Linked DNA regions of Mus musculus: all the other regions are linked to region 2. The links are chromatin loops, found by intact Hi-C in ENCODE. Cell type or tissue: heart. All regions are shown on one strand.

Evidence for each region. Peaks named below come from ENCODE experiments on the same cell type or tissue, not always from the same donor. Only the 100,000 strongest peaks of a DNase experiment are listed, where the experiment ranks them.
Region 1: a loop joins it to region 2, with 5 times the contacts of the local background. A loop is called at or near these places in 6 of 42 quality-filtered maps.
Region 3: it touches region 2 in a loop (3-fold over the local background); 4 of 42 quality-filtered maps call a loop at or near these places.

Annotation. Positions count from the first base shown.
Region 1 is chr11:98,343,247-98,348,246 of GRCm38, reverse strand. Gm38970 (a long non-coding RNA gene) reads right to left here. Exons shown (of 2, transcript XR_880194.2): 2 at 4,388-5,000. Among named protein-coding and RNA genes, the nearest start is that of Ppp1r1b, 2.7 kb to the left of the region's middle. In heart, a CTCF peak has its summit at 2,791 (motif pointing right); a DNase peak (open chromatin) is centred at 2,876; H3K4me3 peaks cover 1,438 bases; H3K27ac peaks cover 606 bases; H3K27me3 peaks cover 2,981 bases.
Region 2 is chr11:98,594,607-98,599,606 of GRCm38, reverse strand. Lrrc3c (leucine rich repeat containing 3C) reads right to left here and starts at 1,316. Exons shown (of 2, transcript NM_001195544.1): 1 at 1,237-1,316; 2 at 21-842. The coding sequence starts at 788. The coding sequence ends at 21. In heart, CTCF peaks have their summits at 1,830 and 2,065 (motif pointing right); DNase peaks (open chromatin) are centred at 126 and 2,076; H3K4me3 peaks cover 470 bases; H3K27ac peaks cover 623 bases; H3K27me3 peaks cover 1,706 bases.
Region 3 is chr11:98,455,041-98,460,040 of GRCm38, reverse strand. Grb7 (growth factor receptor bound protein 7) reads right to left here. Exons shown (of 15, transcript NM_010346.2): 15 at 4,668-5,000. It also overlaps a transcript of Mien1 not described here. Among named protein-coding and RNA genes, the nearest start is that of Grb7, 11 kb to the right of the region's middle. In heart, CTCF peaks have their summits at 2,332 and 4,384 (motif pointing left); DNase peaks (open chromatin) are centred at 2,150 and 2,520; H3K4me3 peaks cover 1,801 bases; H3K27ac peaks cover 1,649 bases; H3K27me3 peaks cover 2,064 bases.

The DNA.
Region 1 (5,000 bases), 250 kb after region 2:
TGCTGTAGCTGGGGAGGGTGGGGGTCGGTGCGGTGTGAGCGTGTGAGTCTATGTAAGTGTGTCAGAGTGTCAAAGATGCGGGTGTGAGTGGCAGCGTGTGGGAGGACTGCGTGTGTGCGGGGGAGGGTGTGGGTGTGGAGGAGGATGTCAGAGACTGTCAAGGTGATGGGCAGGCGGGTGCCAGCTTGCGGGGGGGGGGGTGGTATGCAGGAGAGGGGCTTGAGGCTGTGAATGTGAGAGCAAATTCCGGGGGGGGGGGGGAATGAGTCCCTGCCACAATGTACCCAGCATTCACGTGTCTCTTGCCTTTTCTCCGCAGCTACTGGGGGAGGGGACAGAATCAGCCCAGGGGCAGGGTTGGGGGGCTGCCTTCCCCGTACACGTGCTATCACATGTGTGGGCTTGGTGCGTTGGGGAACAGAGCTGGGGGTGTGTGATCATTCTGAGGTGCCAGTCTCTTCTACAGAGGTGTGTGTGTGTGTGTGTGTGTGTGTGTGTGATGGAGAAGAGGGGCTACTTTGTGGGTTAAGTACCCTTGTTTATCTGTCCAAGCCCTTGAGTCTCTCCGCAGGAGCTGGCACTACCCTCTCTGAGGCTGGCGAGGACTGAGTGCCTCTCTGTAGTGCCCAGAAGGGGTGTGTGTGTGGACCTGTGCCTGTCTGTGCCCTCCTGGGGTTCTGTTTGTGTTGGCTGTCCTCTCTTCTGGTCACTCTTAGGCCAGGAACAGCAGGAGCCCTCCCCACCACACCCGTAACTCCACAGGCAACTTTTCCACTCCTAGCCGGGCACTCTGGCCCCAGGGGTAGACTGAGAGGCCAATGGAGTCTTATGGAAATGAGGTCAGGGGCATGCTGTTCTGCCCCAGACTCAGTGCCCTCTGGGGGAAGAGAGAGAGAGAGAGAGAGAGAGAGAGAGAGAGAGAGAGAGAGAGAGAGAGAGAGAGAGCGCATCAGGGGCCAAGCTTTGCTCTTGGGAATAGGATGTTCTGGTGGACAGGCTCCATGTCCTCCAGCCTAGGCCTGGCCACAGTTTGTTGACTTACATATTTTCTGGGGTGCTGTCCCTGGACATGGGCATCTCTGCCAGTTCCTAGCTTGGCCCAGGACCCCTCTTCCAGATGGGGTGTGGTGAGGAATGGCAAAACCCAGCCTGTTGTTATGTTGGGAGGATCAAGAGAGTCGCTGGGCAGCCTTTAGGTCAAAGTGGGGGTAGGAGGCTGGAGTTCCCCTGCGCTGGGGTCGCTGTGAAAGGGTATGTGGTGGGTAAAGGAGGCAGAGGACAGGGATGAGGCTGCGACCCCCAATGGTACCTCAGTGCCCATTAGAAATTTCTGGGAACCACTGGTTTGTCCTAAACAACCAGGAAGGATTCTCCCCATGGTGCTAGGGAGATGGGAGCACAATTTATTCCCAAAAGATGGACTTTTGGGGACAGTGGGTGATCTTCAGTTCTTTGTCCAGCTCTGCCCGGGTGTGATGCCTCTGGATCCTCAACCCCAGAGACATGAAAGGGAGGGAGGGAAACACAGAGCAGAGGAACACAGAGCTAGGAGGGACGGAGGGTGGGGGTGGGGGGGATTGGTCACAGAGAGAGCAAAAAGAAGAGGACCCATGTGAGAGATTAAGAGACAAAGGGAAGTAGAGGGGACAATGCCTTATGACAGAAAAGCAGGAGACAGAGATGGAAAGAGAATAAAAATAGCTCCACATTAAGATAATTGCAGCTCACAGCTCTGCCCTCCGTTAGGAATTAAATGAGGTTTTATTACTTTGATTTTTCTCTCCTGGATCCTACGCGACTTCTCAGGAACTTGGGGAAAAGTTTTTGCGGTGGGCGGCCAGGTGGCGGAGGCTGCGTGGGTGACAGAGAGGAAAGGAACAGGGAACTGGGGAGGGAGGGCCAGGGGCAAGGAGTGGGTAGAGGCTGATGGGGGTGGCAGAGCCTAGCAAGAGGTGTGGTGGTGGTTGGGGGACTGGACAAACAGGTGGGAGGGCTGAGAAGCCAGCGTGACTCCCATTCACTTCGACTTGGAATTAATCATATGCAAATGAGATGTAAAAATAATATACCACTCCTGGGTTATTATGCTTGAGTTAGAAGAACAGGCAGCTAAGTCCAAAGAACAATTTCAAGACCTCATTTGACTTAATTCCTGCTCGCTCAGACTGACAAGGTTGTATAGTGGTGTGACCGACCGGTCCCTCCTCGGGTCTGAGCACACTGCCTTGAGGTTTTCTGATATTTACTTTCTTCTTCTTCTTCTTCTTCTTCTTCTTCTTCTTCTTCTTCTTCTTCTTCTTCCTCTTCCTCTTCCTCTTCCTCTTCCTCTTCCTCTTCCTCTTCCTCCTCCTCCTCCTCCTCCTCCTCCTCCTCCTCTTTTTCTTCTTCTTCTTCTTCAAGCAAGAGCCACTACATGTTCCTTCTCTGGAAGACAACTCTGGGAAGGTGCTGTGAGGCCTTTGCCCTCCTTTGAGGAGGTGAAAAAGTACAATCGGGTCTTTTCCCTTCCTCAACCCAAGCATATAAATTCACACGGGGGCGGGGGTGGAGGGGGTGGGGAGGTGGGGCGAAGAGTCTGTCAGCCCCGGATGGTCCGGAGCGTCCCGAGTGAACTTAGACAGTTTCTTTGTGTCTCCTCGCTCCTGTATATTTCAAAGCCCACCCTGTACAGTGGTTGTGATGATTCAACAGGATCAAATTTTAAGCCCCAGTGCAATTCGGGATTTCAGGTAGTCTTCAAGCGTTTAGTCTTCCTCCACCGCTTTAAGAGATGAAGTTTTGGGAACGGCCAGCAGGTGGCGGAATCGGCCAGGGTTCGGGCTGCAGCACCGCTGGCTGGCAATGTGGGTCTGCAGTTAGGCATCAAGCAGGTGACCTTGGCACCCACGCACCCCACCCCACCCCCAGCAGAGCTGGAACTGGAAGGAGCGGCATGTGGCAGCTGAAAGGAAGGCCCCAGGAAGTCTTGGGGAGCAGCCTTAGAGAAGCTGGGGAAAACTAGCTGGGTGCACAGGGCCATCTTTGCCTGCGATTGGGAAAGGGAGTAGAGAGAACAATTCAAAGAAAAAAAAAAAAAAAGAGGGCAAGGGCATTCTCGGCCAATACAGTGGAAAACAGTCGTCTGAGGCTTATTCATCTACTAGCATCTTTTCACCATTCAATATAATCCTATCAGAATCTATGCGCTTAAAAGAAAACACTTTACAAACACAACGTAACAGCGCTGAGCGTATGTTGTAATGGAGTTTTGAACTGTGTTTAAAGATTTGTTTATCTTTATTATTTATTTATTTATTTTATGTATGTGAGTACACTGTAGCTGTACAGATGGTTGTGAGCCTTCAAGTGGTTGTTGGGAATTGAATTTTTAGGATCTCTGCTCACTCTAGCCAACCCTGCTCGTTCCAACTAGCTCAGGCCCAAAGATTTATTTATTATTATACATAAGTACACTGTAGCTGTCTTCTGACACACCAGAAGAGGGCATCAGATCTCATTTTGGGTGGTTGTGAGCCACCGTGTGGTTGCTGGGATTTGAACTCAGGACCTTTGGAAGAGCAGTCAGTACTCTTACCCACTGAGCCATCTTGCCAGCCCAATCTGTTTACTTTTAATTCTGTGTATAAGTGTTTGCTTGCTTGTACATCACTGACATGCAGAGCCACAAGAGGGGGACTGAACCCCTGGAGATGGAGTTGTAAGCTGGCATCTGGGTGCTGGGAACCAAATCCTGGTTCTCTGCACGAACAGCAAGTGGGTTTTTTGTTGGTGGCAGTTTGGTTTGGTTTCAAGACAGGGTTTCTCTGTGTAGCCTTGATCGTCCTGGAACTCGCTCTGTAAACCAAGCTGGCCTTGAACTCACAGAGCTCTGCCTGCCTCTGCCTCCTGAGTACTGGGATTTATCCATGAGCCACCATGGTCGACTCATAAACAGCAAGTGTTTTAAACTTCTGAGGCATCTCTCTAGCCCTGGTTATTATTTTGAGACAGGGTCTCACTGTATAGCCTTGGTTGGCTGGAAACTCACTATGTAGATCAGGCTGGCCTCGAACTCCTGGAGATTCTCTTGCCCTCTGCCTCCTGAGGGCTGGGTTTTGTCGTGAGCCACCATGTCCAGCTGAAAAGTCTGTATTATAAGCATGTGACTGTCTCTACCACCACACTGGGGAGGAAAGGTCGCTTGCTCTGCCTGGCCCAATCTCCCTCTGTACTGGTTCAATGTGAATCAAGGCTCTGTTTTAAAGGTTTGCTATGTGTATGTGTGTTTTGCCTGCTTGGGAACCACCTGCATGCCATGCTAGAGGAGGTCAACGGATACCCCAGGGTTGCAGACGTTGTAGGCTGGCACGTGGGTGCTGGGAATCAAACACCAAGTGCTCTTAACTTCGTGTGTGTATGTGTGTGTGTGTGTGTGTGTGTGTGTGTGTGTGTGCATCATGTCAATTCAATGTCAGCAGAGGCTAGACAAGGGTGCCACATCCCCTGGATGGCATTACAGACAATTGTGAGCCACCATTTGGGTGCTGGGACTTGAACCTCTGAAGTAGCAGACAGTGCTCTTAACCTCTCCGAGCTATCTCTCTAATCTAGAATCAAAGCTCTTAGAACACGATTTTAATGGCACACGGTTTTAACATGTATCCTCCACACCATGTATCTTTCCGTTGGACTCTGAGGTACTGTGGGGGAGATGAACTAAGGAGTGAGTGAATAAACAAACATAAGCTGTAGACACTAACAAGTTTGTTATTGAGTTTGTCTTTTGTTGTTTTTTTTTGTTTTGTTTTGTTTTGTTTTTACACTCCTATTTGGAGCGTTTACTTTCCTGGACAGAGTTAGGCCCTGTAGGTGCAGTTTCTCATTTAATCTTCTAGGATAGTCCCATTTTATAGATGGGACAACTGAGGCTTCAGAGGGCTTCAGCAGCTTTTTCCCGGAGCCTAGTTCAAATAAAAGACAGTTCTAGCTAGCATGGTGACTCATATTTGAAATCCTAGCCG
Region 2 (5,000 bases):
TGGGGCATAGGGCCAAGAGCTCAGAGCACTGTGCTGAGTGTAGAGGAGTCCTCTGAGCGCACAGGCTGCGCGGGAGGAGCCCGCTTGACCGGGCGCCGCGTCTCATCTCGGTTCTGCCACACATAGCGGATCAGATAAGCCACTACCAGTGTCAGCCAGCCCCCCATGGTGACTAACAGGGCCACATCCGTGCTCCTTCGGGTCCCACCTCGTCCTGTCCCACACAGCTCTTCCTCCCTGGTGAGCAGAAGGAACTCGTGTCCCACGAGATCTGGTCGGGCTTCTGGACCACACACAATGCCTGTCCCGGAGCCTGGAGCCAACCTGACGTGCCTGAGCACTTCCTGTAGGGCACAGTCGCAGCGCCATGGGTTGGCAGACAGGTTCACTTGGATCTGCAGCCCCACGAAGGCTGCCACAGGCACAGATGCTAGCTGGTTGGCAGAGAGGTCGAGGTGGCGCAGAGTGCCCTCCAGGCCCTGGAAAGCAGCCCCTGAGAGATGAACAAGAGCGTTATGAGACAGGTCTAGTTCTTCCAGGGCAGGCAGGTGCTGGAAGGCACCAGCTGGCACTGATGCCAACTGGTTGGCGTCCAGGTAAAGCTTTCGGGTGTCGTTGGGGATACCGTTGGGCACGGCACTCAGACCAGCCCGGCTGCAGCGGAATGTCTGTTCCCCGGCTTCTTCTGCTACGTAGCAGCCCTGGGGCAGTGCCAGGGGGCGGGGCACAGAGCCCCCGGTGCCAATCACCAGCAGGAGGGGCAGGAGGCGAGGAGCTAGTAGGGGCATGGTCGCAGATAAACATAATCCTGGAGTGGAGGAGAAGCTGGGGAATAGACGAACCTACGACAGAAGAGCAAAGTTAGAATTCTACGTCCCACTGAAACTCGCTCCTGCTAGAGTCCCTCAGTGGACCCTCTCTGGACCCAAGCCTGTCCTTTCAGGGCTCTCTTAGCCCAAGGTCCATTGGTCTGTCCGACCGTCCCTCTGTCTGTCTCTGTCTCTGTCTCTGTCTCTGTCTCTGTCTCTGTCTCTGTCTCTCTCTCTTCAACAGGACCCCGGGGGAAGGAATCCCTTAGACTTGGAACGTTTGGGTTCTATTGATTCTAGATTAATCTGTGAGGTCCTTCTGTCCCTTTGCCCTGCTGAAATGGGCCCAAGGGGCCTGTCCAAGCTATTTCTTCTGCTTGAATCTTCATTTCCTTCGTTGAAATAAACATTTTTGTCCTCTAAGTACCTGTATGACTGCCAAGGGAGGCCAGGTAAACACCAGGGAGGCGGCCTGGCTGGCACTCGTGTCACAAGAGTGACATATTAGCGATAGATCCCAGGTTGTTCAGAATATACAAGTAGGTAGCGGGTGCCTCTGGCGCCGCCTTCTGTGCACATCAACTCCCCCTTTTCTGAAAGCATCTACCCCATCCTGCTTCAGCTCCTGGATTAGCTCACCTTCCCACCTCTCTCCCTTCTCCTTCCTGCCTCTCACCCTGGTTGGTGGCAGAGTCCTCTCCTGTGCTCCTGCCTTTTTTCCGGAAGTAGTCCCCCTGCCAGTGGGCTCTGGAGACCCGTTTCTTCCTTCAGAAGTCCTGTTTGCTTCAGCAGCTGAAAGCTGTGACCTGGGGCCCAAGAGTGTAGAGTTTCCTGGCATATGACTCTAGGCCCCAGGTGTCAGATACCTGAGCCATGGCCTGGCCAGGCAATGCCAAGAGAGAGCAGATCCCAGACCCTGATGTTCGGGAGACAGGTCTGGATTCCATTTCCTGCCCCAGGCTTTCCTCTCATAACTTAGCAGTTGCTATCTCCTATCAGCTGCGAGAATGGCCTCCCAGAACCTCCTTTTCTTGCCCAGAGCCTGGCTGGCCAAAAGGATGGTGGTTTGGTTGCCCTGGGTGCAGAATCCTACGATTCCCTCTCAGCAACTTGCAGCACAAGCCCCCTCCCGCTATTTTTTTTTTTTTTTTTTTTTTTTTTTTTTTTTTTTTTGTTCTCTGTAGGTCCCTGGTACCGACCCGGTCTTTTCCTCATCTTCAGAGGATGCCCCTGAATCTTCACAGGGCCAACCCTTCTGACCACCAGGAGGCGCTGTGGTTTAGTCTCAGTTTGCTGTTGTAGATGGTCGCTCTAGGAGTTGAAAGCTCTTTAAGTCTGATGTGGTGAATTGTTTTCCTGCCAACTTTTCAGTACTGAACTAGAGGCCAACCCAGATGTTCTTGGGCTCCCAGGATGGCAATTTGAATCCTTCTTCAAGCCTGAGACTGCGATGACTTATTCAAGGACCCTTCATCCTAACGATTGTTTGCAGGGGTCCCACCATTCTTCTACATCCCTTCTCCTGATGTCCTGGGGGTGGCCGGAAGGAAGGATTTGAACTCCGGAGAGTGTTTTGTGTCTATGTCTGAGCCCTTGTGAGTGAACAGTGGCAGAATGGAGGGGCTCCGTGCAGAATGGACGTGAGCGAGCTTGTGGCAGTGAAGTCCAAAAGCTATTGTTTTCATTACATTTTCCAGAACTGTCTGACTTGACTTTATGGTTGCAACACCAACACAGGTTTTCCTGCTCCACTCACCTGCTGTGTTTTGCAGCGACAGGGGTGACCCGAAGTCATGGGTATGGATGTAGATCAGTTGTTCTCAGCCTATGGGGTCACACCAGCCTGGGGTGGGGGCGGGTCAATCGACCCTTTCACACGGGTCACCTAAGACCACTGGAGAACAGATATTTACATTGCTATTTATAACGTAACAGTAGCAAAATTACAGCCATGAAGTAGCAATGAAATTAATTTTATGGTTGGGGAGGTCATCACAACATGAGGAACTATATTAAACAGTCGTAACATTAGGAAGGTTAAGAGCCTTGTTGGGTTGTTATAATAATTTAATTAATTAGTTAATTAATGTATATGTTGATGTAGTGCCTCACTATGTAGCCCAGGCTGACCACATACTGTGTAGTCCAGGCTGGCCTTGAACTCACACTTTTGCTTTCTTAGCTTCCCAATCTTTGCTGGTTTTTTTTTTTGTTTTGTTTTGTTTTTTTTTTGTTTTTTTTTTTTTTGGTAAGAGTTTGTGTTTGACCAGACACATAACTGTAGAGTCTGGTGCAAAATAAGATGTGAGTGAGATAGCCAGGCATGGTGGTGCACGCCTTTAATCCCAGCACTCGGGAGGCAGAGGCAGGCGGATTTCTGAGTTCGAAGCCAGCCTGGTCTACAAAGTGAGTTCCAGGACAGCCAGGGCTACACAGAGAAACCCTGTCTCGGAAAAAAAAAAAAAAAAAAGATGTGAGTGAGGCCTTTTGTTTATAAACTTAAGAATTTCAAGATTGTAATAGCAAAGTGGCAAACCCAGCCCCAGGTTTCTCCGAGCAATGATGTGGCCTTCCTGGAACTATGGACTCTATGTGTCATGAGACTGCCCCGTGACTTACTTTTGAAAATGCAGTTTTAGAAGTGTGATGGGGTTGGGACCAGAGAGTAGGGTACCAGATATTATCACCTCTGAGGATGTACTCACCTCTGACTCATCCCTGTGATGTTGGTAGGGCATTTCTCAGGTTCACATCTGTCTGAAGATGAGGTGAGATCTCTCTCTCTCTCTCTCTCTCTCTGTCTCTTTCTCTCTTTCTTTCTTTCTTTTTTCTTTCTTCCTTTCTCTCTTTCTTTCTTTCTTTCTTTCTCTTCCTTTCACATTTGTTCTGTGTGAGTTGCTTTTGAGTTGAGGGTAGACACTCTGCCACTGAATGCTTGGACATACATTTCCGAGCCTTCCCATCCTGCCGTTCTCTCACCCTGTCAGGGAGATTAGTCAAGGTTCGGGGGGGGGGGGGGCTGAGCCTGTCTGCTGCTGGAGAGTTATCTTCATGGACGAGGTCATCTGCCAAGGCAGAGTGGGACTGGCATGTGCCACAGGGCAGCTAGAAGAGCAGCTGTCGATCCACCCACGGGAGAGGCCACCTGGAGCTGTGGTTGTGGTTAATAAAGAGAGGCCAAGTACAGGGCTCAAGAAATGGGAGATCCAAGGGGATGGGAAACTGTGCTTAGGGCGATGCACACTGACTGCATCGTGGAGACTGATAGAAGTCAGAGGCGAAGATGTGCTCGGCCATTTTAGACAAAGATGTATTGGTATTATTTTTTTTAAAGTGTGTGCATGTGTGTGTGTGTGTGTGCACATGCGCACTTGCACACCTGTGTATGTGTGTGTGCTGGGGAGTGTGTCCACTTGAGGATGGATGCCTGAAGAGAATATCAGATCTCCTGGAGCTGGAATTACAAGTGGTTGTGAAATTCTGGACAGGAGTGCTGGGAACCAAGTTCTGGTCCTACGCAAGAGCAACAGGTGTTCTAAGCACGGAGCCATCTCTGTACCCTCCCCCACGTGGTTTCCTTGTGCAGTGAGGGCTTCCTGTCAGCCTGACGCTCAAGTATGTGAGGTGAGGAGTGAGCTGAACAGACCTGGTTCTAAGGTGCTGAGTCTGTAGTCGATGGTTCAAAAACAGTCTCCATGTTGGACTCTCTAAGACTGCTTTAAAAATCATTTGTGTGTGTGTTCATCTGGAATAATTATGTCATATTTTTCATGCGTTGACTCTAGACACTAGTATGTTTCCAACGTTCCCCAGGAATTTCTTCTTCTTCTTCTTCTTCTTTTTGGGGGGAGTGGGGTGGGGTTTGAGACAAGGTTTCTCTGTGTAGCCCTGGCTAGCTGAAACTCAGTTCGTAGACCAGGCTGGACTCGAACCTACAGAGATCCTGCCTGCCTCTAACTTCTAGGTGCTGAGATTCATGACGACCCCTCAGCATCCCTGGGAATTTCTCGTGTGAGCCTGTGTTATGACTTACAGTCAGTTTAGGGACTACAGACATGTTGATACATTTCTTCTCCATACATTAATGTGATGTTTGCCTTGATTACATGTGTGTAAGGAGCTCGAGGCACAGATAGACACTGTGGCAGTACCTGCCCACTTCCAGCTTGGTATCCAGCCCTCACCTCCCTC
Region 3 (5,000 bases), 140 kb after region 2:
AACAGCTCTACCGCTGACATGCTTGAGGACTTAGAGCAGCAACTCCTTCAGCGCAGAAGAGGATGGAGAGCAGCCTAGCCTTGTATGTTAGAGTAAAGCATTTAAAAGTAGCTTTCCCTTAGTCAAAAGCCAGACATATATGTGGACTTCCCCAAGCCCACTCCCTCCCAAGCAGAATCAGCTGCGGGAGAGAAAGGGAAGACAAGGAGGCCTTGAACTCTTTTTCCGAGGAGATGGGGGAGGGGGTATTCTTTCCAGCCTAAGTTTCCCTAGCTCCAGGGACCAGTGTTGCCTTAAAGGGGTGATGAGCCCAGCAAGAGAAGCCACCCGACACCTGCAGACTTCCCCACCCCCAACATCACTGCACAACCCAGGCCACCTGCAAGTTTGAAGGACCCAAACCTCCACCTGCAAGCAACTGCCACCTGAGGGCAGGGAGGCCAAGGACCAAGTTCCTCTCCCTCCAACCCATCCTTAAACCCCCAGGGCATTAGAGTCCAGACTGCCAGGATTGGCCCGAGGTAAGTGGTAAAGTGGGATGGTTCACCCAGGCCCTAAGTTCTGCCCCTGGAGCATCCCCGGGCAGACGGTTGTTTGCATAAAAGCCAAAAGCCACTGCACCTGGGCTGGGGAGGCCCTCTAGGGAGGTGCTCCTTGGCTTGGGGGAAAGGGGGAAGGAAGGTGTCATGGAAAGTCCCTGAAGGACACGGGTGTTGAGTTTGTTGCGGTTTTGTTTTTAACTCTTGTCTTGACCTGTGAAGTCTGCAGCTGCCTCCCTGCCCCCAAATAGCAGAGCTTTCCCCCCATATGTAACAAGCACAAGGAAAAAGGTCTCCGATGGAAAGAACGGAGGTTAGAGTGCCTGTGAGTGATGTAACCTGCCACCACCGCCACCGCCGCCCCCTACCCAGTAGTGAGGGGGCAGGAAGCCCCAGAATCTTTTTCCCATCAACCCCACCACCACCCCTCTGCCCCCTGGCCCAGAAGAGCAGCCCAGTCAAATAAACCACAGCTCTGGATGGGAACCAGGGGGGCACGTGCTACCTCCTCCCCCAACTTTGTCCCACCACCAGCTCAAGCCCCATCCCACCCCCACTGGAATGACATTCTCAGCCTTTCCTGTGTGTGTTTTAGGGAGAGAGGACCTCAGCAAAGCTCTGGACAGCTTGGGTGCTGGTACTCATATTCCGGTCTCAGTCTTAGCCTCACGACTTGCTGTGTGACCTCGAGTGTTTCACTTTCTGGACTTTAATTTTCCCTGGAGTCGTGAATCTTTCCGATTTCTTTGGGCTGGGACTCTAAGCTCAACGTCAACCCCATTGCTCTAGTAGACTCTAGAGACCTGTCCTCTAACAACAAAAACAAACCCCGGGGAGAGAGAATCCTGTTCCCGTTCCTTTCTCTACACCTCGGGGCTTCTAGAGGGTGGCCACGGGAGGTGAAGAGTGTAGCCTAACATTCTCGCAAGAGGTCACTTTCTCAATTGTCTGTAAGGACAGAGAGGTACCAGGCTCCTCCTGACTCTTCATCTGTGGGAAGCTCTGGATGTGGGGGTTGGGGTGCCCTACACCCCTTTCTCAGGGTGGATACCGATTCCTGGGGTCAGGGAACCTAGGAGAGACAACCCAGGAAGGGCTCCGGAGAGGTGAAAGGGTGAGGTGCAAGGTGGGAGCCAAGAGGGTGAGGGAAGGGGCAGCTATATTTCTGAGAAACAGCCAGGCGTCCCAGCAGCCTGCAGATTAACCCGGAGCCTGCGGCTTCACAGCTCTCCCCTTCTGCCGCCCACGCCGCCCAGCGCCTCTTGGGGGTCTGCAGCCTCGACGGGGCGGTGGCCGCTGCGGACACGCAACAGATCTGGGGACCGCGGAATGGAGCCTGGGGGAGGAGGGGGCGGGGCGGGTGGAAGGTAAGTGCAGGAAGGCGTGGGTCGCGTGACACCCCAGGGGTCCCGAGCGCCAGACCCCGCCTGCCCGCAGGTACCGCCCTTGCCCTCCCCACCCAAGTCCTCCTCTCCCAGCAAAGCGGGATCCAGAAGTGAAACCGCCAGGGTCACAGCCCAGCGCCATCGCTGCGCCGCGCCGCGCCCCGCCCTTCCGGGCACTGCAGCGAGGTAGGAGCTCCCCGCGCCCCTGAGCGCGGCTTTGAAACGGGGGAGGGGCAGGGGAACCTCGGGAGGTGTCGCCTGTAGTTCCAGGAATGGCCGCTGGGTGACACTGCAGCCGCGTGGCTGGACTCGCTCGGGATCCCGGGGGGGGGGGGCGGGGGGGGCGGGGGGGGGCTCGCGGGGCGCCAACCCGAGGCTGCTGCGCGCACCTGCCGGCACGGCGCTGCGCGGGGAAGGATTCAAGATGTGATGTCGCTGCAGACCCTAGGAAGGGTCCAGGGACCGACGGCGAGTATTTGGGTCCTCGTTCAAAAAAAACGTCAGGTTGTCAGCAATTGTGTTGTCGTGCAGGCGAGTTGGCCGCAGGAGGGCAGCCATGGACACCGGATCACCTTGCACACATCTGTGTGGGTGGGACTCCCGGCGTGCATGCGCTCTCCAACTCCAACCCGGTCTCACCAGCCTGGAGCCTCTCTTTATTCACTAAACCCACTCCAGGTCCCTTCACCACCCCGTCGTCCAGTGGTGAGGGGTTGCAGGAAGAATACCAAGTTCATCCCTTAGACGCGTGGGACTGGGCGGCTCTACAGCTTGGGAGGAGGGAACCCAAAACTGTGAAATCCGTATAGAAACTGATGATTGTGAGAGAGCAGGGTAGACCAGGGTTGGCGGAGGTTAAAATATGCTGGAATCCGACGGGGAAAGTAGGCAGGTACCCAGAAGGAAGGGGTTCTACCGTGTGCCAGGCCTTAGAAACTGGCAGGTTAAAGGATGCACAAGCCTTCCATAATCACGTGTGCGTGGTGTGCCCACAGCACGTCTCACTCCCACACAGCTTTTCCTCAACTCCAATCACAAGGCCCATTTCCAACCACTGATACCCTGCCGCTGAGCCACTCTGAAAGCCCTCAAAACTATTTATTTATTTATTTATTTATTTATTTATTTATTTATTTATTTATTTATATGGAAGGTCACAGGCCATGATACATGTGTAGCAGAGGAAGTCAGAGGACAACTTGCAGAACTAGGGTCTCTCCTCCCACCAGGTGGTAGATGCCATCCCTCATAGCTCTTAGCACCCCCCCCCATCCTCCCCCAGGGCTGGAAAAGATGGTATCTACGGTCTGCAGGCTGGACTGGCCGTTTCTAACTTTCTCTGTGACCCCAGGTGGGTCACTCTTTCTGAGGCTCAGTTTCCTATGTGTAAAGTGGAAGGCCTGTCGATCTCAGGGATTCTGACCTGCTAGTTGACATAGAAGGGGTGAGCTCCCCTGCCTGGGACTTCAGGTGCTGGGTTTTCTTGGGGGGGACAGATTAACTCCTCAGACAGGCTTAAAGGATGACTCATCTTGGTCCCCCAGTTACTCGTGAATATATTTTTACAGCGAGTTTGTGTCATTTCGCTGTCATGTCTAAATTTCTTGTCATTTCTGTCACTGAAGTAGAAATTGAGCTATCCTGTTTCCTGGTCCAGATTTTGATAACTGTCTCATGTCAACTCATGTGTTCTTGTATTTCTGGGAAATGAGTTTGATGGAATCAAAGTTGTTTGATTTTTTTTTTTTTTCAAAATACAATCTACTTAGGATTCACATTCTAAAAACTGTTCTCCAACTGGAGGAGGAGGTGCAGGTGTCGTTGGACGTGCGTTCTTTTAAGGCTCCCGTTCAGTGAAGGGATGAAACTCTGGGAAAACACAGCCTGGCTGAGCAGTGGGCACACTTGCACAGTACAGAACTCACTCTGGAAGTTGAAGGACGGGCTGGAGAGAGAAGACAGACTCGGGGCTGCGTGTCCCTTCCCTTCCAGGCTTTCTGAGTGAGGGAGACTATAGGGACAGAGAGCAGATCTGGGGACTGCAGAGAGGGCGAAGAGGTTGGTAGAAAACAGGGGCGTGAGGGAAGTGAGACCACTCTCCCCTGTGGCATCCGTCTGTCAGTCAGGACTCATTGTCCACCAACTGCTGACTCGTCTTGCTTTGGTTTGTGGAGAGAAGGGAGGTGGTGAGACAGGGTCTCATACAGCCCAGGCTGGCCCTGAACTCTTCTTCCTGTAGCTGCTGCCGGAGTGCTGAGATTCTAGGCATGCATCACAGGTCCCAGATCTAGGCTGTCAGAAAAGCCCAGTCCCTTGGAGGAGGGGGACTGAAGAGATGGCCCAGTGGTTAAAGGCATGTACTACTCTTGTGGAAGACCTGAGTTTGGTTACCAACATCCATATCAGCACACAGCTGACTCTAACTACAGCTTGGAGGGATCCAGCGCCCCCTTCTGGCCTCCTTGAACATTTGCGTGCACTCACACACATACTTATATACACACAGACATAATTTTAAGTTTAAAAAAAAAATGAAAGAAAAGCACCATTCCTTGTTATTCAGTGTCCATTCATCCATTTAACCAGTATTGACTGACACTCCAGGCTGCGCCAGGATACCTGCTAGGATTTGGACGCTCTCTGGCAGCTGACACCATTTTTGTCCTCAGGGTATATTCTAGTTGACCAAGACCTTCACCTCTGCTGGTTCTCTGACATGTTCTTGCCAGACAGGACTCACAGATGTATCAAAAAATAATCTTTATTGCTACTGGTATAAAACAGAGCAGATCAACTGGCCTCTCAGTCTGTACAGATTACGGGTGGGGTATGAGACCTCCTGGGCTGCCCCGCTCCTCTCATAATGCCCCTCACTGGAACAGTACCTCAGGAGCTCTACCAAGGGGACAGGACCACAATGCCTCCCTTGGGGACAGGAGTCAGGGATGGACAGGTTTAGGGGATGTTTCACTGGTTGAGAGAGGTTTTTAAAAAATGGGATAAAATTGGGGGGAGGAGCTCTTCCACTGTTTACCACCCCACCCACCTGCACCGAGTCCACAGAACAGAAAGGTGG